Regions from separate parts of the Homo sapiens genome. Here region 1 is linked to region 2. A link is a loop called in an ENCODE intact Hi-C map of the cell type or tissue named here. Cell type or tissue: dorsolateral prefrontal cortex. All regions are shown on one strand. Links, peaks and the distances in the headings refer to the core of each region. The heading gives the core; the rest is flanking DNA.

Region 1 (10,645 bases), core at 1,521-9,520, 300 kb before region 2:
TACTGCACCAGATCCTCCAGGGATGGGGCTTAGGGATTTACATTTTACCAAGCTCTTCAGGTGGTTTGGCAACAAAGCCAGCGTTGAAAACCATAGTCTAGATCAGGGTTGCAAACTCCTGTCTGTGGGCCAAATCCAGTCCACTGCACATTTCTGGAGTAAAGTTTTATTGGAACACAGTTACACTCAATTGGCTGTGTATTGTCTCTGGCAGCTTTTACTCCAGAGCTGAGTAATTGAGACAGAGACTATGTGGGCTACGAAACCTCAAATATCACTATGTGGCCCTTTGCAGAAGTTTGCTGACCCTGGTCTAGATCCGCGGAAAGGCCCATATCCACCTTGTTTTGAGAGGACTCAGGGCCGAGCTCAGGGTTTCCAGCCAGCTTTGTGCGGAGAGAAGGTGGAGCTGCCCCCTATTTCAATCCAGCCTCTCACCTGGGCAGCATGAGAGGCTTCTCCCGGGGGCTTCTGGCCCTGCTGCTGCCAGAAGCAACCCCCTTCTCCTCCATGGACACCCACTTTCCATGCTTAGGAAGAACCCTGCTTCCTCCGGGGAGTCATCTCTGGCCTCTCCAGCCCACAGTGTCTCTTGTGCTGCCATCCATGGATCTGAAGACAGACGGGCCCCTCTGTGTGCCAGGGCTGGAGGATGCTGGAGATACAAGTGTGCAGAATTGTGGATTAATGGCTCTCAGGGCTGCCATGGAGAAATGCATGAAGATGCAAGGGGAGGAAGGAGGATTCTTTCCTCTTGGAGGTGTTGGGGCCAGAAAGACTTCAGTAAGGGGGTGGCATGGCCTCAGGGAAGGGACTTCCAGGAGGAGGGGGAGGCATGCAGAAAGAGGGCCGAGGTTAGGGTCCCTGTCTGTCGTCCCACCCACGGTCCTCAGGGTGAGTCTCCATGGGCGCTGCCATCAGCCCTGGGCCAGTGCCTGGCTGGGGTCTTCCCATCATGTTGCTAGCAGCTCCTCTGGCTAAGGTCAAGGTACCCGAGGGCAGGAGCCTTATTTAGCCTGTCTCTGCCTCCTTTTAACTGTGCGACATCCTCTCTGGACCTCTGTTTTTCTTATCTATAAAATGGTACAATTCCTCTCTAAGGTTGTGTTTCTTCAGTTGCAGGATTCTATCAGCTTTTCTCCTAAGCTCCACATTTCAACTAAAGTGTTTTTGGCTGTTCTCTAGGAAAACCTGCCCCGTTCTCACGCTGGGCACCCGTTCACATGGTCCCCTTTGCAGGAGATGCCCTCCCCAGTTGGACTGCTGAGGGCTTTACCACTACCGTGGCCTCAGTTTCTCGCCTGCACGTTGAGGAGGCTGGCTGGCCCGCGTGAGTCCACAGGCCCTTCCCAGAAGCCCCCGCCTCTCTGTTCGGTCCCCTGCAGAGTCCCTGCGATGACGGAGGAGGTGGCCCGGGAAGCCCTCCTCAGCTTTGTGGACTCTAAGTGCTGCTACAGCAGCACGGTGGCTGGAGACCTCGTCATCCAGGAGCTGAAGCGGCAGACCCTCTGCAGGGTGAGAGGCCAGGGCCGGTGGGGGGCCTTGGCCGGGGGGCTGGGGAGCTGGGGGCTTTGGGACAGTGGAGGCCTGTTTGTGTGATGTGGCCAGGGGAAAGGAGTCCTGGGGGCAGTGTGTTTGAGTGTGAGCGGTGGTGATGTTGAATCCCATCTGCAACTTGACTTGTCTGTGGCTGTGAGTGATAATAAAAAGAACAAGTGTCAGGCCGGGTGCGGCGGCTCATGCCTGTAATCCCAGCACTTTGGGAGGCCGAGGTGGGTGGATCACCTGAGGTCAGGATCACCTGAGGTGAGTCAGGTTAGACCAGCCTGACTAACATGGTGAAACCCCATCTGTACTAAAAATACAAAAATTAGCCGGGCGTGGTGGTGGGTGCCTGTAGTTCCAGCTACTCGGGAGGCTGAGGCAGGACAATTGCTTGAAACTGGGAGGCGGAGGTTGTGGTGAGCTGAGATGGTGCCATTGCACTCCAGCCTGGGCAACAAGAACGAAACTCCAACTCAAAAAAAAAAAAAAAAAAGGCGTCATCAAACACCACTGACAGGCTTGAACATGCCAGGCATCATAGAACGCATGCTACACACACGCCTTGTCAAATCCTCATGGCTGCCCTATACGGTAGCATCACTGTCACTGGTTTACAGACGAGAAATTGGAAATTTAAAGAGGCAAAGTGATTTTCCCAAGAAGATGCAGCTAGAAGTGACAGAGGTGAGATTCAAACTCAGATTTGGTAGCCTCAAAGCCTATGTCCTCACTTCATACTTCCACAAGGCATGGGCTGAGAGAGGTTCATCTACCTGCCACTAGACTTCAGCTCCCTCTGCCTCCCCCAGATCATGACTGTGCCAAGAAATTCTTTATTCATTGCTGCAGGGAAGTCCTGCCTCTGACAGGCACTTCTGTCTCCTGTATTGACAGAGCAGAGGAGCAGCTTTTACAGTCACATTTTCTAGTGCTGCTCATCCAGCCACCCTCTGAGGAGCACATAATCACTTGCAGGCAGTGGTTAGAGCAGGAATCTGAAAGAAGAGGCCACTGTGTGGCTGTGTGACCTTGGGCAAGTCAGCTGACCTCTCTGAGCCTCCATTTCCTCACATGTAAAAGGAGAGGGCAAGTGATGTCCAAGACCTCTTCCCATTCTGTCACCCTATGGATGAAGATCAAGAAGGAAGATCTTGATATCAGGGAGATAAATTCCTCCATAAGGGAAATCTCAAAGCCATAGATTCCAGGGACCTCCATCTATCAAAGACAGCTACTGCTCTGAAGCTTGTCTCATAGAATCTTTGTATAAATTCATGGGGAACTGAATTAGCTCTAGTTTGAGCCTGTCAGGGGAGATTTCCTGGGGCTGGCTGACTTCCCTGCAGACATGGGGGCACGTGGAACAGAAATCGCTGTTGTCAGCCAGTTCCAGCAGCCGAGGGTGTTGTGCATGGACCTCTCAGTTTCCCCACTGAGCCCTGGGAGGGTAACAGCTTCATCTTTTTGCATAATGCTCTGTCTTCATAAGGGGCACGAGTGTGAACATGCTGTTTTTTTCCTTTTAGTACCGTCTGGAGACCTTTAGTGAATCCAGGATAAGCGAGTGGACATTTCAACCCTTTACTAGTAAGTGAATTGTCTGAAATTAGTTTAACTGGGGGCAAATAAGTCAGGGTGCTGGTGGAAAATATCAGGACTTGGCTCAGGCACTCATCTCAAATAAGATGGTCTTCTGCTTGGAGCCTTGGCTTCCTTACCCCCTGCAAAATGAGAGGATGGACTTTCATCTCAGAGACTTTCCAGTGCTTATCTTAGGAAATGCTTCCTGCCCAGGAAGCAGGAGGTCCTGAAAAAGCCAAGCATTTGCTTTTGCTACAGTCTGGTGCTGCCACACGGGGCCGGGCTGTAAAGCAGCATGCGTGTCTAAGCATTCACCTACACCCCCTCATGCCACCCCTAATTCCTCCTAAGCTTCTAGGCCCCTGTGCTCCCCATTCGCCTTGCCACCCCACCTTCTGCTGAGCCCCCACTGGAGGCCTAAGCTTCTCTCTTTGGGAAGATCTATGTCCTCCTTGTTTTCCCTAACAGACCGCTCAGGTCCATTCTTCAAGACTCAGCTCACGTGTCACTTCTTTTAAGAAGCTTTTCAGGATTTCTCCTCCTGCTGCTCCCCTCCCAGCAGGATGGGCCAGTCTTCTGAGTTTTCAGAGCCCTTTATGCAACTCTTGTCCAAAGCATGTATCATATCCTATCATATCTTATTGTGATGGTGTGCTGTCTGTCTCCTTGAACAGAGCAAGAGGAAGAAGATGGGATGGTGAAGGGGATGGTGATGATAATGGTGACAATTCTTGTGTGTCATCCCCTCAGTATGTGCCATTCCTGGTGCTAACAATTTTATATACATTCTTCCGTTTAATTTTCACTACCATCTTGTATGGTAGGTGCCATGACTATCCCCATTTTAGAGATGAGAGAATGGAAGCTCAGAGAGGGTAAGAAACTTCTCTAAAGTCAAACAGCTAGGACATAAAAGAGCCAGGAGTCAAACCCAGATCTGTCTCTCTCTAAATCTTGGTTGCTTAGTCACTGCCTCCAAGGAAGGCCTTGACTATCCATCCCTGTAGCCCCAGGATCTAGACTCATGCCTGGCACCAACTGAAGGCTTCATGCTGTTTGCTGGATAAATGAAAGTTTATCCCTGCTGCCCTTCGTCATTCTTACAATGACCCCTTTCTGTGTCAGACCACTCTGTGGATGGGCCGCAAAGAGGCGCCTCCCCCAGGCTCTGGGACATCAAGGTTCAAGGTCCTCCGATGTTTCAGGAAGACACCAGGAAGTTCCAGGTCCCTCACTCGTCACTGGTCAAGGTAATACGATTAACGCGATTACTGGAATACTTGCCCTTCTCCCTGAGAGGCTTTCCAGGCACTGCATGTTTCCTCAAACTCATCCTTTGAAGGGAAACCCAAAATTCAGGCCGGTGCTTCATTTGTTGGTTATAAATAAACGTAATTTAATAAAACCTGGTATATGGAATGTAGTCCCAAATAAAATTCCAAGCAAATCTGGGAGTGTTCACCTAGCAAACAGATCATCCGATTTACAAATCGTCACCAGCTTTAGTGAGCAGTGACATTCCTGGACAGGTTGAGTGTAGTTTTCATCTTTTTTAAAAATTTATTTTAGCTTAAACAGCTGAAGGGCTGAATGAAATTGATATAAAATAAAAACTTAAAACCCTGCTGGGATTTTGCATGAGAGTCAGTAAGGAAACAGAATCTGACTTCCATCCTGCTTTATGGACATATATTCGTGGCGTGAAGGGAGAGGAGCCTAGTGGATTACAAAAACACGACTGAGATAGCTCATATTGTGTTCTTTTCCGGTTACTGCCTGCTTTACACTTTTGGACTGGATTTAAGGGTGCAATTTTGCTCTATGAGTTTTTACAGAGTTCTAAGATAAAGAGTACTTTGAGAGGTCGAGAAAGTGTTCTATTCCTTTCTCAAGGGGGCCAAGGCTATTTTAAATTAGTGATTAAATACTAGTAGCTAGCTCATTGCCTTTCATAAAAATCCTGTCCATTTTTTAATGGCTTCTGTTCCCAAAGACCACATTAGCTACCTTATGGGCAAATGCCATCAGCCTTTGTAGTTCAGCCTGGTAGGAAACCGTAGAGTGTGAGCTAGGATATGGGGCTCCCAGAACACGTCTCCCCTTGATGGCATCCAGATTGGGCTAGGGCTCAGAGGAAATGGTGACATGATCTCCTGATGCAGTCAAGCCTTCTGGAATCTTAGTCAAATGGGAAGGGCCATTTCTTTCCTGTGCCATCTTCCTATCCTGGTCCTGATCCACTCCACCTTCGGTTTAGATGGTGATGTTATGGGTGTGGGAGAAGTGGCCCTTGGGAAACTAGATCCCAAGAAAGCGTTGCACTTTCAGGAATGCCACAAATGCCATGGGCGTGGGCGGTACAAGTGCAGCGGCTGCCACGGGGCGGGCACGGTGAGTCATCTGTGAACCACTGGTGAGTCAGTGAGGGTGTGGTGGCCGGGGGATCCTGGGGACAGCGGGCTGGGCTGGTGGCCTGAGGCTCCCTGCAGTAACTGTGTCATCTCAGCCAAGTCATCCTCCCTTTCTGGGCCTCCATTTTCCCGTCTATAAAATGAAAAAGTGGGGTTGTGTGGTCTCTAATGACACTTTCACTTTGACAGTTCGATTTTAATTTTTCTCTTATTTTCTCATCCATCTACCAACATACACTGAATACCTGCTTGGCTCTGACCTCTAGGTCCTGTAAGAGGGCCAAGACCTGGGGTTCTTCTTACCAGGCAGTCTTTGTCAGCCAGGGAAACCAACAAGCAACTCCATTTGTCGTGCAGGGCAGTGGGTGCTGAGCAGGTAAAGTTTGGAAGGCTTGGAGAGACAAAGTAGACAGTGACACTTGAGTTAGTTTCCTTCGGCTGCTGTAAGCCATGACCACCAATGGGTGGCTTAAAACAACAGACACAGCTGGGCGTGGTGGCTCACACTTGTAATCCCAGCACTTTGGGAGGCCAAGGCGGGCAGATCACGAGGTCAAGAGATCGAGACCATCTGGGCTAACACGGTGAAACCCCGTCTCTACTAAAAAAAAATACAAAAAATTAGCTGGGCATGGTGGCGGGCGCCTGTAGTCCCAGCTACTCAGGAGGCTGAGGCAGGAGACAGGCGTGAACCCAGGAGGCAGAGCTTGCAGTGAGCGGAGAACGTGCCACTGCACTCCCGCCTGGGCGACAGAGCAAGACTCCATCTCAAAAAAACAAAAAACAAACAACAGCAACAAACCAGACACCTATTATATCACGGTTCCGGAGGCCAGAATTCCAAAATCAAGGTGTGGGCTAGGCTGGTTCTTCTGGAGGCACTGAGAGGGAAGCCATCCCCTTCCTCTCCCCCAGCTTCTGGGAGCTGCGGGCCGTCCTTGGTGTTCCTTGGCTTGTGACTGTGCCACTTCAGTCCCCACCTGCCTTGTCACCCAGCCTTCTCCCTGCATGTCTTTTTGTCTTCACATGGGCTTCTAATAAGAACACGTCATCGGATTTAGGCCCTACCTTGTCATATGACCTCATCTTAACTAAATGCATTTGCAAAGACTATCTCTAAATGAGGTCCCACTCTGGGATTCCAGTAAACTTGAACTTGGAAGGGCCGCTATTCAACCCAGCACAGGCCCCTCAGTGGCATTACTCATGGCATTAGTTGTCTTTTCAGAAACCTTCATTCAGGCCTATTAACAATCCCAGGGGGTAAAACCAAACTTCTCGCGTTCTTTGGTGTCCTGATTCGAGCCTCATCCTTTGGCCATGCTCTGACCCTGGCTACCGTGAACTGTCTTCTCCACCAGCCCTTTCATCCCTCGCCTGCTGGGTTTGCATCCCCAGCTCACTCCTGCACTGCCTGTGGGTCCCAGCGGTGGTCTTCCCTGGAATGTTTCTGGAGCCCACCATGAGCCCAACTGGGAGCACAGCCTAGGCCTTTTCTGGGGGCCATTTCTCAAAAGGAGCCCCCTGTCTCCAGTGCCAGGCCCCTGACCAGCGCCTGTGTCCCAGCTTCCTCTCAACACTTGGTAGGGGTCAGGTCTCAGGGGTTGTGGGGATCAGAGAAGAGGCAGGAGAGGCTGATGTCTCAAAAGAAACAGGGATCTTAGGGAGTGGAGGCTTTGAAAGCTACAACTGGAAGGATCCAAAGATACCCCATCTCCACCCCGCACCATTTTACAGATGAAGGGGCTAAGGCCCAGGGGGAGGAAGGTCACCAGGCTGGGATTTGAACCAGGTCTTGGGATGCCGTTGGCCCTGCTTCCTGGGAGGCCAGCGGGGGCTGAGGCAGTGGTGTGTCTGCAGGTGCGGTGCCCATCCTGCTGCGGAGCCAAGCGCAAAGCCAAGCAGTCCCGGAGATGTCAGCTGTGCGCGGGGTCCGGCAGGCGAAGGTAGGGGCATCTCCCCAGCACCGCGGTGAAGTGCTCTTGCTTTCTGGCTTTTCATTGCCTGCCCATCTGGAAGGCAAACAGGAACCCATCTGTCTCGTCACTGCTGTGTCCCCAGAGCTCTGCACGTAGTAGGTGCTCTGTGGTTATTTGAAGAGTAGGTGAGCTTTTCTCAAGGCCTGGCATTTCTGGACAAGGCTGGAACTCGTCATGCAATATATGTGGAAAGAGTGTGAAGAAAGAGCCACTGCAGGGAGGAAACACAGGGACGGGGTTACCAGGAAAGGAGACCTCTCCCGCCCACGGGTTGGGAAGTGAATATCAAAAACCACCTAAAGGCCAGATTTTTAACTCACTGAGGATCAGTTCCTGGGCAAGCCCCTATTTATAACTCATTTTGGGGTCTGAATGGAGGAGGAGTCAAGGAAAGTTGGTTGATTGACTAAACAATAAACAAAATTTCATCACTGCTCACAGCTTTGCAAACACTGGGCCATTGCATTTTGTAAATCCTATCCTTTAGTGTATTTATAACTTTTTAAGGGAAACAGGAAACCGTGAGGAGTAAAAATACTCAAGGTTGGGTTGGTTAATGATACTTTTGCCTCATTAAAGCCCAGGCCATCCTTCTGACAAGCCAGTTGGAGAAGCTTTGGTGGCACCTTCCATCGTGGTTGGTAGAGACAGTCTCTGACTGGGAAAAAGACACTTATTTTTCTTTCATTTGCAAGTGAAAGGAATCCAATTCAAATTGGCTTTGGCAAAAAAAGTCGATTTACAGGCCTAGGTAAGAATGAAGTCCAGGGGTATATTTCAGGGATGGCTTCAGGCCCAGCTGGATCCGGGTGCTTAAACAACACCACCAGGAATCTGTATCCACCTCTCACTCTGCTTTCCTTTGTGTGGGCTTCATTTGCAGGCAGGGGGTTCCTTGTAGTGGCAGAGGAGATCACCAGTAGCTCCAAGCTTACTAATCCCAGGAGAAAAGATGTCCCTTTCCCGATAGTCCCGACAAACATCCTGGGACAGATCTCATTGCACTCGCCTGGGTCATGTGCCCATCTTTGTATCAGCCACTGAGACCAGGGACATGGAATAAGATGATTGGCCAGTCCCAGATCCCAAGCTGTTCACAGAATTTAGTGGTGGGGGAGGGGGGGGGGCAGGCCCTAGAGCCATGTGGGCTGGGTGGGGGAAGGGTGATCCCCATAGAGATATTGGGGCACTGCCAGCAGAAGGAGGACTAGGTGGTGGGCAGGTACAAACAATGCAGGCCCACCACAGTCTACCTCCAGGAGGAAGGGGGTGCAGGTGGGAGCCTCTGGAAGCCACCAGGACCTGCAACTGATCTGGGGGTACGGACTCTGTGCCTTTCTCAGATGCAGCACTTGCTCAGGGAGAGGGAACAAGACCTGCGCCACCTGCAAGGGGGAGAAGAAGCTGTTGCACTTCATCCAGCTTGTCATCATGTGGTATGTGGCAGTGTCTCAATGCTGTGGCATGCGGGGGTGGCTGAGGGACTTAGCCCTGGACTGGCTTCTGCAGAGAAACTGTGGTTGGTTGGGGCTTTCACAGTGCAAGAACCTGCCAGGACTTAGAAGGGGGAGAATTCCCTTGGAAGAGGCAGTGTGGGGTTGTGGGATGCTGACTGGCTTTAGAACAGACAGACCTCAGTCCAAATTCTGCCATCACCACTTTCTAGGGCAGCAGCCGCTCCACAACTGAGCCCTTCCCGTAGGAATAGAGCCATAGCATCCTGCTACGTCCCTAAGTCAGTCAGGGCTTCCGTGCATTAAAGGTTTCTCCTGTCTCAGGCACCTTGCTAAGTGCTTTGTAGGCAAAGATGAAATGAGGTAATGGAGCTGAACTGTCACTCTCCTTACTAGCTTCATTTTACAGGTGAGGAGACTGAGGCTCAGAGAGGCTACAGAACTGTTGCAAGGTCCCTCCAGTAGCAATTCAAGCCCTCAACCCCAGGTCTGTCTGATTGCAAAGGCCATGCTTTTAACCTGCCACACTGTGTGCTTTCATCCCTCATCCTCCTTCCCTCCAGGAAGAACAGCTTGTTTGAGTTTGTGTCTGAGCACCGGCTCAACTGCCCCAGGGAGCTCCTTGCTAAAGCCAAAGGAGAAAACCTCTTTAAGGATGAAAACTCGGTGGTAAGAGGGCATTGTAGATGGGAACAAAGGAAGCTGGGTTCCTCCTCTGCTCTCGTGGGCCTGGGGCTGCTAGCTGTGTGTGCAGGCTGCATTCCTTGGAAGGACAGGTTGTGTAGGAGCAGAGCTCCCCAGACATGGATAAGGCTGTGGGGAGCCTGGGGGCTGTCAGTTTCCTTTTGACTTTTACACACTCAGCCCTCTGTCCTTCCCCACCCACCATGCCGTTCTTCCTTCCTAATACTCTCTTTCTCTCTTTCCCTCCCTCCCTTCTTCCTCGCTCTTTTCCTTCCTTCCTCATCCCCTCCTTCCCTTTCTTCCTCATCCCCTCCTTCCTTCCACAAATCTTGAGACCCTCCTCCTATATCAGGCACTATTCTTGGCCCTGGGTAGACCATGGCAAATAAAACAAGGACCCTGCCCTCATAGAGCTTACAGTCTGGTGAGGGGACTATGATGGACCCTTTTATAGCAATGTCAGATGGTGAAGGGGCACTGAGAAACATTCAAGCAGGGTAAGGGGCAGGGAGGGGTGGCAGTGTCGTTCCAGCTGGAGGTGGGAAAGCCTCTTTGTGGAAGTGACCTTGGGCACAGACCTGGATGCAGGGCAATTGGGGAGTGGACCTTGTGGCGTGGGAGCGAGGGGACAGTGGGGCAGAGGCCTTGAGGACTGGCAGAGGGCAGTGAGCAGGGCAGAGCTAGGAGCTCAGAAGTGAGAGGTACCTTCAGCCAGAGGAGAGGGTCCTGCGGGCCAGGAGTTGGCACACCCAGCCCACTGCCTGCCTTTGTCGATAAAGCTTTATTGGAACACAGCCCCACGCATTTTCTGACAGGTTGTCTATGGCCGCTTTCCTGATGGTGGGACAGAGCTGGATAATGACAGACTACATAGTCTGAAAGCCTGAAGTATTTACTATTTGGTTCTTAGCAGAAAAGGTTTTCTCACTCTGCCGTTGGCCTTGGCAGAGAGATTGGCTTCAATGGGACTTCTGATGGGGGTCCTCAAACT
Region 2 (10,645 bases), core at 1,346-9,345:
TTACAGAGGGGGGAAGATAGGACCTTCTTCAATGGGCATTCACCGTCATAACTTGAGCCCTTGACCTGCACAAAATCTCATGATATATTTGTATTTGTGAAGATGGGTAATGGTTTCATTTATTTTGAAAGTTAATTTTTCAAAATTATAAGGACATAAATTAAAGGCACTTCGAGTTATATTGTAAACCAAATAAATTAGTTCTAGTCTTGACGTGCATAAATTACACCTTGGTATTTAGGAAGAGAAATGCTCCCCATGGCCATTGACGGGCCCTCACCCTGTAGTATAAAAATCAAAGGTACAATTTGAGAATAAAATACTCTTTATGAAATAGAATGTCAAGAGCTCCTTGTTAAATTTGCTGTAGCAATTAAGTTCTCAGGTGAGAAAATGCCTCTTTTTCAATGTTTTATTAACTCTGTCATTCAGTACTCCATTTATAGGGGCAACTCTTCACAGTAAGTACACATTAGGATGACTTTTCACCTCCATTTAAATGAAAAGTTTGAGAGGAGGAATTGGTTCCTGTCCACTCACTTGAATAGTAATAGAGACTGGATCTGTGCCAGTTTGCAGAGAGGAGAGGACAGGGTAAGAAAAGTATGTGGCCAACATGACCCAGGCTGGCAGCACAGAGGTGAAGACATCCCCAGGGGCTGCACGTCATCTGGAGCAGGTATCTCCAAGTGCCACTGACATTTTCTCCTAAATTATGTCACTGGCCCTTGTTTCCATCCAAGCTTCAGATTCTGACTGATCAAAAGTTTTGGGTAAAAATGTGATAGTTTTTGTTGTTTATCTTGGTTTTTAGAGCAGGAAGAGAGGGTATGTGTGTGTGAGAGAGAAAGACAGAGATAGAGACAGAGGTGACAGAGACAGACTACTATAAATGCAACTGTCTTTGGCTTCTATAATCATTGCCAGGAAAATAGTCACATTAGGGAGGTTATCTCCCTCTGGAATAAGGAGCACTAGGTTTGGAATTAGGCAACCCTATGCTCAAATTTGACCTTTAATGATGACCCAAAGTGCACCTTGAGTAACCTTTTTTAAGCCTCAGTTTCTTCACTTATTAATTAGTGATGCTGCTTTCACAGGGCAAATGTTAGGTTAAATAAGTGAATTTCATGTAAGTGAAAATACTTGCTAGGCTATAGAGCATGTCAATGTCCTCCAGCAGAATGTCCTCCACCAGGAACACACCTGCCATTGAACAACTGGGGTTCAGTTCTCACAGGAGGGAAGGAGAACTGTTCCACAGGGAACTATAGGGTATCTCAGTAAGGGGGTGTCAGGAAGGACTTCTATAAGATTTGGCTTTGTGTCAAGGTTTTGAGGAGGCTTCTCTCTGGATTGGAGGCTGTCAAGCAGTGGGCAATGAATGCATACCTTAAGTAATCTTATCTAGAGGGAGAACAGATTAGAGTGAGGCTGAAGCTGTAATTGATAAAGAAGAAGCCCTCACTCATGTTAGTCAGGAAAGGGGCTGTCTGGTTATTTTTGTGGTCTGGGCCATCGTCACGCTTTGTTTGTGTTCAGACATAATTACATAATGGTCCTGTTTTTGTCTTGATCGTGTCTGGTTATGGAGTGGCTTTGTCTGATGTTAATGTTCTGTGAAATTGTTTATTTTCAACAGGAGAACACCAAGGTCTAGCCAGTAATGCCCTGTCAGGTCCTGGATGCCAGGGGCTGCTTTTCTCTTTCTCAGGCATTGTAGAAAAGCAGGATGCTTTGTGTTTGCAATTGTACAGATACACAGTAGGTGCTCCTTCATGTATGTGTGTATATGTGTGTGTGTGTGTGTGTGTTTGTGTGTGTGTTTTCAAGCCTCAGCAGTGTGTGGGGTTGCCATTCACTGGTAAAAACACATCTTTTAATCGATTGAGATATTGATGTGGTTTAGTAGCCATGCTATAGATATTCCAGTGTCCTTACTGAATATTTCCCCTTCTCAAGGAAACTTCCTTGCTGAGGAGAAAGACTATGCTTTGTGCTAGGTGGATCCTCCCCCTCATTCATCACAGCTGAATGCTTCAGGGCTGGGTCCTGACCCAGAAGCAGCCAGTCCATAGGATGAACAGACCTAGGACCCTGAGGTCGGCTTGGACCAACCAGATTATTTTCTCAGAACTGGAAAACGGAGACTGAATCAGCTAATGACAGGGAGCAAAAGGCCATAGAGTGCATGGGGAAGAAAATGGGAAAACTGAAATGCAAACTGACATTATTAGGGTTATGAGAGAAAGCCCAGACGGATAGAATAAAGAGAATAAGAGAACAGAAGCCCAGAGAGAAGCAGAGTTTCCATGATAGAAGGACTGGCCGCAGGGCTTTCTCAGGACCCACCACTTTCCAGTTTTAGCCTTGACCATACTATGGTAAATTTATTTCTCATGAACTAACTCAAATGGACTCCTGTGTTCTGCAACAAGAGTGGTATTGCCTTAAGTAATTGTCTGCAAGGTTAGAGATGTTAAGAACTACAGATATCATCTAGCCTTTGTTTTCCAGTTGAGGAAACTTAGTCTAAAACAAATAAAATTACCTGGTCAAGCTCCCAGAACACGTTGGTCCTTTAAATAGACAGAATAGATAATTGCCTGCAAGTGATTTGAAGAGCACTAGAAAGACCTTCTCCTTTCCTCTCTCCCCTCCCCTCTAGCTCCTCAGGCTGTTTGTTGCAAAGGTTAAATTAGTTTGCATGTGTTTAATCCTTACCACAGTGCTTGGTGCATAGTAAGAGCTGAGTACATGGTACCATCACAAATGTGTTATAAAGCCACAGTTCTGAGTCATTTATGCTGGGTTCCAGAGCCAGGGGGAACAGGTGGTGGTCTTAATGAGACCTGGTAACTAGGCTGATTAGATTTACCGTAACACAGCAACCAGAAGATATGATCAACAGTACTAGATTGATATCATTTGTGCTGATTGTTGGAAATAAAAACTATCTTACATTAGTCTAGCATGTACATTAGTCTAGCATGTCTACCTATTATAGTTCCTTTCACAGACACCTACCCTGTTACATTTTCATCTTCATTTTACAGATGTAGAACCAAAGGCTCAGAGCAGCTGAAAGACAGGTAAGGGTGCTCTCCTTGTAGGGAATAATGGGAGAACCCAGGGCACTTGGAGGTAGGCAAGAGTGTGCCAAGGTGCGGTGAACTTTCTCCTAGCTTTACCATTTTGCACAACACCAGCTCTCCATACCCAGAAACTTGCAAATAAAGGGCACTCTCTCCATCTGGCTGTGGGTGTAATTCTTCTCTGTCCAGGCTTAATGTCACCAGCATGATTAGCGCCTGTATCAGGAAATCGTGACCCACTCTTCCCATTCATCTTTGCCTCTGCAGATGATGAGGAGAATGGCAGTTTGAGGTTGGAGAACATTTCTCCCATTATGAAAGCTCCCTTTGTGGGGCCAGCCCAGCCTCCAGGTCAACAGAGGTAGGAAAGAGGTTGCTATGTGAATTTTTGCAGTGTAATAGGTGAAGTTTATTTGAAAACTTCTTTTGAAAGCTTGGGATATGTGAAGTCCCATTACTTTCAAATAATTGTTTGAAAAGCTATGGGTTCTGGCTATATGGATTCCTGTTGCTCCTTAGGAACAGAACAAAGGGTGCTGAACTTGGGAGGCGGGCTGCTTGCTAAGCCTGGTCATGGTCAGGGGTTTGTCCAGTCAGACAGCCACACCTTTGTTAAAAGGAGAATATCTTTTAACAAAACGACTCTTTAAGAAACTACCTATGTGGACTGAATAATTACATTTCCTAAGCTTTCTGACAGTTCTAAAACTAACTCTCAGCATATTTTTAAAGCTTAAGATATTGATTTTGATCAAAGTACTTTTATTCACATGTGAAATTCACTTAAGAGACATCTACTACTAGTCTGAACCTTTGCACATAACCCCACTGAAGAACATAAGAACTTAATTGTAACATAAACTTTGGTAGCTGTTTCATGTGTCAAGTACCCAATATCTGTTTATACTTATTGCCATTTTTAAAAATAAAAAATAAAGTTTCATCTAAATATTTCATCTAAAGAATATATATTTTATATTTATAATACACAGTAAATATAGTTTGGAATTTATACAAAATGCATCTGTGTAGAATCGTAAAGTCAATCTGGATATTAAATGGTTTTCTTCATATCTTTTGGACTATGAAGACAGTTGAGTAACACTGAAGCATCCTAAGTAATGAGGTATTGTTAAGAAGAAAGAAGGTCTGAGATTTTTTTTTTTCCTGGAAAAAGTTAGTTGAAAAATGTCAACTACCTTTGCCTGTTAGGGTTAATTTCCTCATGTTTTTACTGATGCTGTTGTCCACAAACAAAGCAGTTTACTGCTTGGGTGTGTGTGTATGTTTATATATATCTTTTCAAATGTGTAATATTTTCCATAAATGTAGACAGATACCTACTTGAGTATTTTTTTTTTCCAAGGCAGAAGAATTTTTCTTAGTACAGAACAAAATGGGGTCTCCCATGTCTACTTTCTACACAGACACAGCAACAATCTGATTTCTCTTTCCTTTCCCCACACTTCCCCCCCTTCCACTCGACAAAACCGCCGTCGTCATCATGGCCCGTTCTCAATGAGCTGCTGGGTACACCTCCCAGACGGGGTGGCGGCCGGGCAGAGGGGGCCCCCACTCCCAGACGGGGCGGCCGGGCAGAGGCGCCCCCCACCTCCCTCCCGGACAGGCTGGCCGGGCGGGGGCTGCCCCCCACCTCCCTACCAGACGGGGCAGCTGGCGGGGCGGTACTTGAGTATTTTTGAACTGACTTCACTGTAATATCAGAATTTATCTGATATTACAGCTATCCATCCACCCTGACAATTTGACCCTTCTCTCCTGGTTTAAAATCATTAATCTTTATTTCATGAATCAAACCAGAGAATTAAATGACATCTTGGTGATATGAATAGTATAGATTCATTTTCAATAGGTTGCTTTGATCTTCTTTTTTATGAAAGTGTCTTTATCTTGCCAACATGACCTTCTTTTCAGCCTGCTATTATCTGAAAAATAGCCTTTGCTATTCTTTGGAACTTTTCCACTCTCTGTGGCCTCCAATGAATTTATCATTGTTCAGACATTTAGTTTTGCTCCCACAGAAGTATAGAAGTATTTTTTTTTACAAGTCTCAACATACTTTCCAAAACACAATAGCGATTGTTAGCTAATCATTATTGTGTGTGGAGCAGACAAAAGCTCTTTAAAATGAGTGTAGGTTTGTTCTCTGGCAACAAAAATTCAGACTCATTTTTTCCCATCATTTCCTGGCAGCAATTGAGGCTGCAACTTGACTTGAACCTCTGATAAGAGACAAAAAAAAAAAAAAAAAAGAAAGAAAAAATTGAACGTTAGTGAGAATCATTTATTATGTTTCGTGGACATACAGGATTTTCTGAAAAGCCTTTCTGTTTGGATAATTTCCCATAATAGGACTCTTTTCCACCCAAGGTGGGAGCCGGTCGTACATTTTCCTAGCCTCTCTTGCGGATGCAGTCATATGGCTTAGGCTCCCCACCAATAAGATGCACACACAGAGGAGATTTTGATGTGAAGTGACCAGAGGAAGCAGCAGAGCACGAAGTCCATTTACTGGCAATAGTGGTGGTAGAGGCATTCGGCTTTTGGAGGCAGGTGTAGGGGAGATTCTTGGTGTTTGAGGCCTGACTGTGGACTGAGCTGCAGTGTCTGAGTCCCAGGAGCAGTGGGACCTCTGCTGGCGCAGTTCAGAAGTGTGGTTGCTGCACAGCCTCTCAACCACTGCAGACTCTGAGCTACCAGATGTCTTTCAATACATTCTGCTGTTTCCAAATGATGCAATCAATCAGACATATCTAGGTATTTTTACCTTATCAACACTTGAATATGATTTTTTAATGGGAAAACACATAAAGGAATGGTGTAAGAAGAATCTAAACAATTTTTTATGGAGTCTTACCAAACAGTGAACTTAGGTGTATGTTTAATTAATTACAGCAATTATTTAAAAAAAAAAAAAGACCTTCTTGCTTGGGACAAGCACACTCTTTTAGTCAAGGGCGGTGGCTAGAGGCAAAGTACCATCTCTGACTCTGGGCTCTTTGGGGTCATTCTTTTCTTAGGTTCTACCTTTGATTTGCCAAGCTTTCATTTGTGACAGGACCTTTATGTCAAGAAACAGCCTAATCACTGGAAGACAGCTTGGGGCTTATGTCTCTCTGCAGTTTAAGTTCATTTTCTGAAATGTGAGGCTTTCTGCCCTAACTAATACCATCAGGATTGCTGGCATCATGGTGTTTTGTGGTTCTGTCCTTGAGTCTTTCTCATAGTCTGCTGCTTTGAGTCTTCCACTTAAGAAGGACATCTGCTATGGGTTGGCAGAAAAGCCATGGTGCATCACAGATTGAGTGGACTTTGCTCTACTCTGCTCAGTGGTGCTGAGCTCTGAAGCCTCCAGTTGGTCCAGGGATTGGGTCATGCTGACCTGCACCACATCCCTGAGCTGCCCTTGGATTCTTTTCCTAGGCGACACCTTCTTTTGTAGTTATTTGCCTTCCCTAGAGTGTGAGCTGCTTGGAGGCAGGATTCCTATCTTGGCTCCTTCTTTGGCCTCAAGCTACAGAATGGTGCTGGACATAGTCCCAGTACTTAAAGAGGCATCACAGGCCCTGGTGTCCCAAGGGACACTGGTCTTAGCTGCATGAATCCGGAGATGCTGGCATTTTCTGGCCATCTCTCTGTTCTTGCTGGCTCCCGGGGCCACATTGACCAGGAACCGAGCCCATCCATTTGATCTCCCTGGGAGACCTGCTTTTATTTTATGTCTGGGATCTCTCACAAATCCCCTTCATGATGCTCTTTGCCTATCAGGCTATTCAGGTAGCTCCTCTGGCCTTTTGGGGCATGTACTTGTTTGGGCCCCTAAATAAGAAAAGATTCCCTTTTTTATGATTTTTGCCTTTTCTCCTTTTTCAGAATAAGTCTCATCTCTTCTACAGCTGCTGGGCAATGGACAAAAGTTGCTGTTAATTGGCTAAAGCCACACTCTACATTTTAAACCACGGTGGTCCTAAGAAACAAAATAAATAAACAAAGGCCTCTGGAATCCTTTACATTCTATGTATTCATTTTGATTGGATTACATCTGCATAAAGTGCAAATAGTTGCTTGAAAAATAAAATATTTATTCCACTAGTTAACTCTATAAATACAGGTATCTGAATACTCAGGATTATACCCAAATCACAGAATATTAAAATGTGACAACCAGAAAGGACCTTAAGTCTTTTCTTATACCATGTATCTGACAAAGAACATGTATCTGTAATGTAAAGAACTTGTACAACCGAATAAGAAGAAGCAAAATATCCCAGTAAAAGTGGGCTAAATATTTGAGCAGACATTTCAGAAAGAAATATACCAATGGGCAATAAGGACATGAAAAGATGGGCAGAATAATTATTCCTTAGGGAAATGCAAATGAAAAACATAGGGCATAGGGTGATGATACTACAGAACCATTAAAATAGCTAACATTAAAAAGATTGACGACACCAAGTGTTGATGAGGATGGCAGGAATCAGAGCTCTCACACACTGCTGGTGGGAATATAAAATGTACAGCCACTTTAGCAAAAGCTTGACAGTGTTTTTTAAAAGAGTTAAACAAACACCTGTTGTATGAGCCAGTCATTCCATTCCTAGGTATTTATACAAGAAAAATAAGAACATATGTCCATGTGAAGACTTATATCCACATTCTCATGCCAATTTTATTTCTAATAGCCTGGATAGAAATGACCCAGATATCCATTAACAAATGATGTTATACTCATACAATGAAAAACTACCTAGCAATCAAAAAGAATCAACTGTGGGTACACACACAACATGAATGACTCTCAAAATCATTATTCTGAGTAAAACAGGCTGGGCCAAAAAAGGGGTACATAACATATGATTTCATTTATACAACATTCTAAAAAATGTAAGTTAATCTTTAATGTCAGAAAGCAGGTAAGTGATTGCCTGGTACAGCAGTGGAGGGAGGGATGAATTTCAAGGGGCACAAGGAAACTGTTAACATTTATTTTACTGTATATATTGCCGTTGTCCAGATTACATTTAGCATATTTTCCCCTGATAAGTAGAATTTGAAAGTGCACTTCCTTTTTCACATTTCCTGCCTACATTATTCCTAATAAGAAAATTGCTTGGATGCTTGTCTTTTCTACACAATTACAGTTATTTTCGTCATCCATTATAATTTGCCAATTAATAAGAATCTTTTATACTTTTTCTTTTACTCAACCAGACTGTATATGCCCATTCATTATGTGTATACCTTTTATTTTTTTTCCCTTTTAAATGAACCAGAAATTCAATAAAAGCAATGTAGTGAAGGAAAACAGCTTTGTCTTCCAGAAAGGAGTCACCCAATAAAATTATAGCTTTAATTTTCAGCCTGACCTTTCTTGTAATTTGTTTGAAATTTTATGATTTCAAAAGAAATAGACTGTTCACTGAGGAATGCACTGTCCACCTTCCCAGGGGAGATTTTGAAAGCCAAAGCTCTGAGTCTAATAACCTAATGGCAACAGCAACGTTGCTATTTGTTGTCCGTTTCTACCTCTATAAAGACTGGTCATATAGTCTTTCAGTCATCATCATTTTCAAAGTTACCTATTGGCATTTCCCTGATTAAAAGAATCTTGGTACAGTCTAGTATTTCTCAATCTTTCACATGCATATAAATCGCCTGCGGATCTTGTCAAAAGGCAGGTTTTGATTCAGTAGGTCTGGAGTGTGTCCTGGGAATCTGTATTTCTAACAGGTTCACAAGCGATTGCCCATCCTCCTGGTCCATAGACCACACTTTGCATAACAAGGGCATAAATAATACCAAAATAGCACAAAACCCTCATATTATTCGAGTTTTCTTTCAAAGTAAATTCCACTCTGTCAAGAGATAACAACTCAGCTTAGAAAATATTTAAAGTAGAACATCCAAAATCTTGCCAATATCTTCGGATTTTATTATCAAATAGTCATCATGGACATATTGTCTATTCTTTCTGAAGATGAGACCAGCCAGGAAGCCGAGCCAGCTAAGGGGCCTAAGGGAGTACAGAGAGAGAGGGATACTAGAGTGTCTCTGACCTATGCTGCATGTGCAACACGAGGATTGTCTTTAACGTGGTAGATTGAAGCCTTAGGCTAATTTTCAACCCTTTCTGCATCCATACCCTTTTCTCTGCAGCTTTGCAGTGGAATAGTGGCAGTTCTACTCCTTGACTTTGGGCTTGGCTGTAACTGGCTTTAGCCTATGGGATGTTAGCATATAACATGAGCAGAGTTTCAACTTGGACTCGTGCAGTGGGACCTCAACCTCCTGCATTTTTACCTTTGTTGTGAGAACAACATGCTCAGGTGAGCCTACTGGTCTCAGCAGGAGGGTGAGAGGCGTGCGGAACACAGCTGCCTCTGGCTGAATTAAATGTAAATCAATTTACTCCAGCCAACCTTCAGACACTTCAGACATACTAAGTGTTTTTTTGTTGTAAGCCACTTGAATATGAACTCATTTGCTACACAGAAATAGCTACCTGACTCACTGGAGCAAGGGGTCTGATACAGTAGGACACTGAAGATGGATAGTGAGTTACTGAGGGCAGATCAGGAGTTGGAGATCTGAAAAATGTAAGAACAGAGATAGGAGGTGATATGGTTTGGCGCTGTGTACCCACTCAAATCTTATCTTGAATTTAATCCCCAAGTGCTGAGGGAAGAAACTGGTGGAAGGTGATTGGATTATGGGGGAGGTTTACCCCATGCTGTTCTTGTGACAGTGAGTGAGTTTTCATGAGCTCCGATGGTCTAAAAGTGTGGCATTTCCCCCTCTTTCTCTCTCCTGCCACCATGTGAAGAATTTCCTTGTTTCGCCTTTACCTTCTGCCATGATTGTAAGTTTCCTGAGGCCTCCCCAGACATGCGGAACTGTGGCTGAATTAAACCTCTTTCCTTTATAAATTACCCAGTCTCACATAGTATCTTTATAGTAGTATGAAAATGAACTAATAAGGGAGGTCAAAGCAGATGAAACAGAATGGAGTCAAGGTTGATATCAACAGTTGGATTTTTAAACATTTTTGGTATACACTTGTAGAGTAGATGAGATATAAAGGTGAGCTGAGATGGGATAGATGGAGACTGTTTTAAGCCAACCAGGACTGGGTCTGATGTAACAGGATGCTTTTTTCTCATTGAGTTCTTGGCTGCTTATGTCATGGAGAGAAGATAAAGAGGGCTGGGAGAAAACACTTAATTGATAAAGTAATTAAATTTGAGCATGAATTAACTGAAAACATGCATCTTCTCCTGTTGCTTACCTGCTTGTGAAGACAAAGCAACATTTTTTCTCCTGTATTTGATAGAAAATGCAGAGAGATCTCACCAAACCACTAGGCATGTGGTATTTGGGCTGTTAGTCATAGGTTGCCATACCCCACATATAGGAAGTTCTTGACATTCTTGTAGTCGTTAATTCACTGACTGACTCATTATTTGAAATGTGCTTGTCACGTTTTTATGTGCCCTCATGGATTTGACATTCTTGCATGTGAAACATGCATC

The links. Hi-C counts contacts between places; a loop is a spot of excess contacts. Peaks named below come from ENCODE experiments on the same cell type or tissue, not always from the same donor. Only the 100,000 strongest peaks of a DNase experiment are listed, where the experiment ranks them.
Region 1: a loop joins it to region 2, with 4 times the contacts of the local background. A loop is called at or near these places in 22 of 110 quality-filtered maps.

The regions. Positions count from the first base shown.
Region 1 is chr3:8,624,536-8,635,180 of GRCh38, reverse strand. SSUH2 (ssu-2 homolog) reads left to right here. Exons shown (of 12, transcript NM_001256748.3): 4 at 1,386-1,515; 5 at 3,072-3,132; 6 at 4,252-4,376; 7 at 5,455-5,517; 8 at 7,398-7,483; 9 at 8,860-8,952; 10 at 9,534-9,639. Among named protein-coding and RNA genes, the nearest start is that of SSUH2, 15 kb to the left of the region's middle. RefSeq lists an enhancer at 5,569-5,658. In dorsolateral prefrontal cortex, for the core only: no CTCF peak of the experiment used is centred there; a DNase peak (open chromatin) is centred at 5,523.
Region 2 is chr3:8,320,054-8,330,698 of GRCh38, reverse strand. All of the region lies in intron 3 of LMCD1-AS1 (LMCD1 antisense RNA 1), which reads left to right. Among named protein-coding and RNA genes, the nearest start is that of LMCD1-AS1, 180 kb to the left of the region's middle. RefSeq lists an enhancer at 9,790-10,645. In dorsolateral prefrontal cortex, for the core only: CTCF peaks have their summits at 5,540 and 5,750; a DNase peak (open chromatin) is centred at 5,738; H3K4me3 peaks cover 1,362 bases.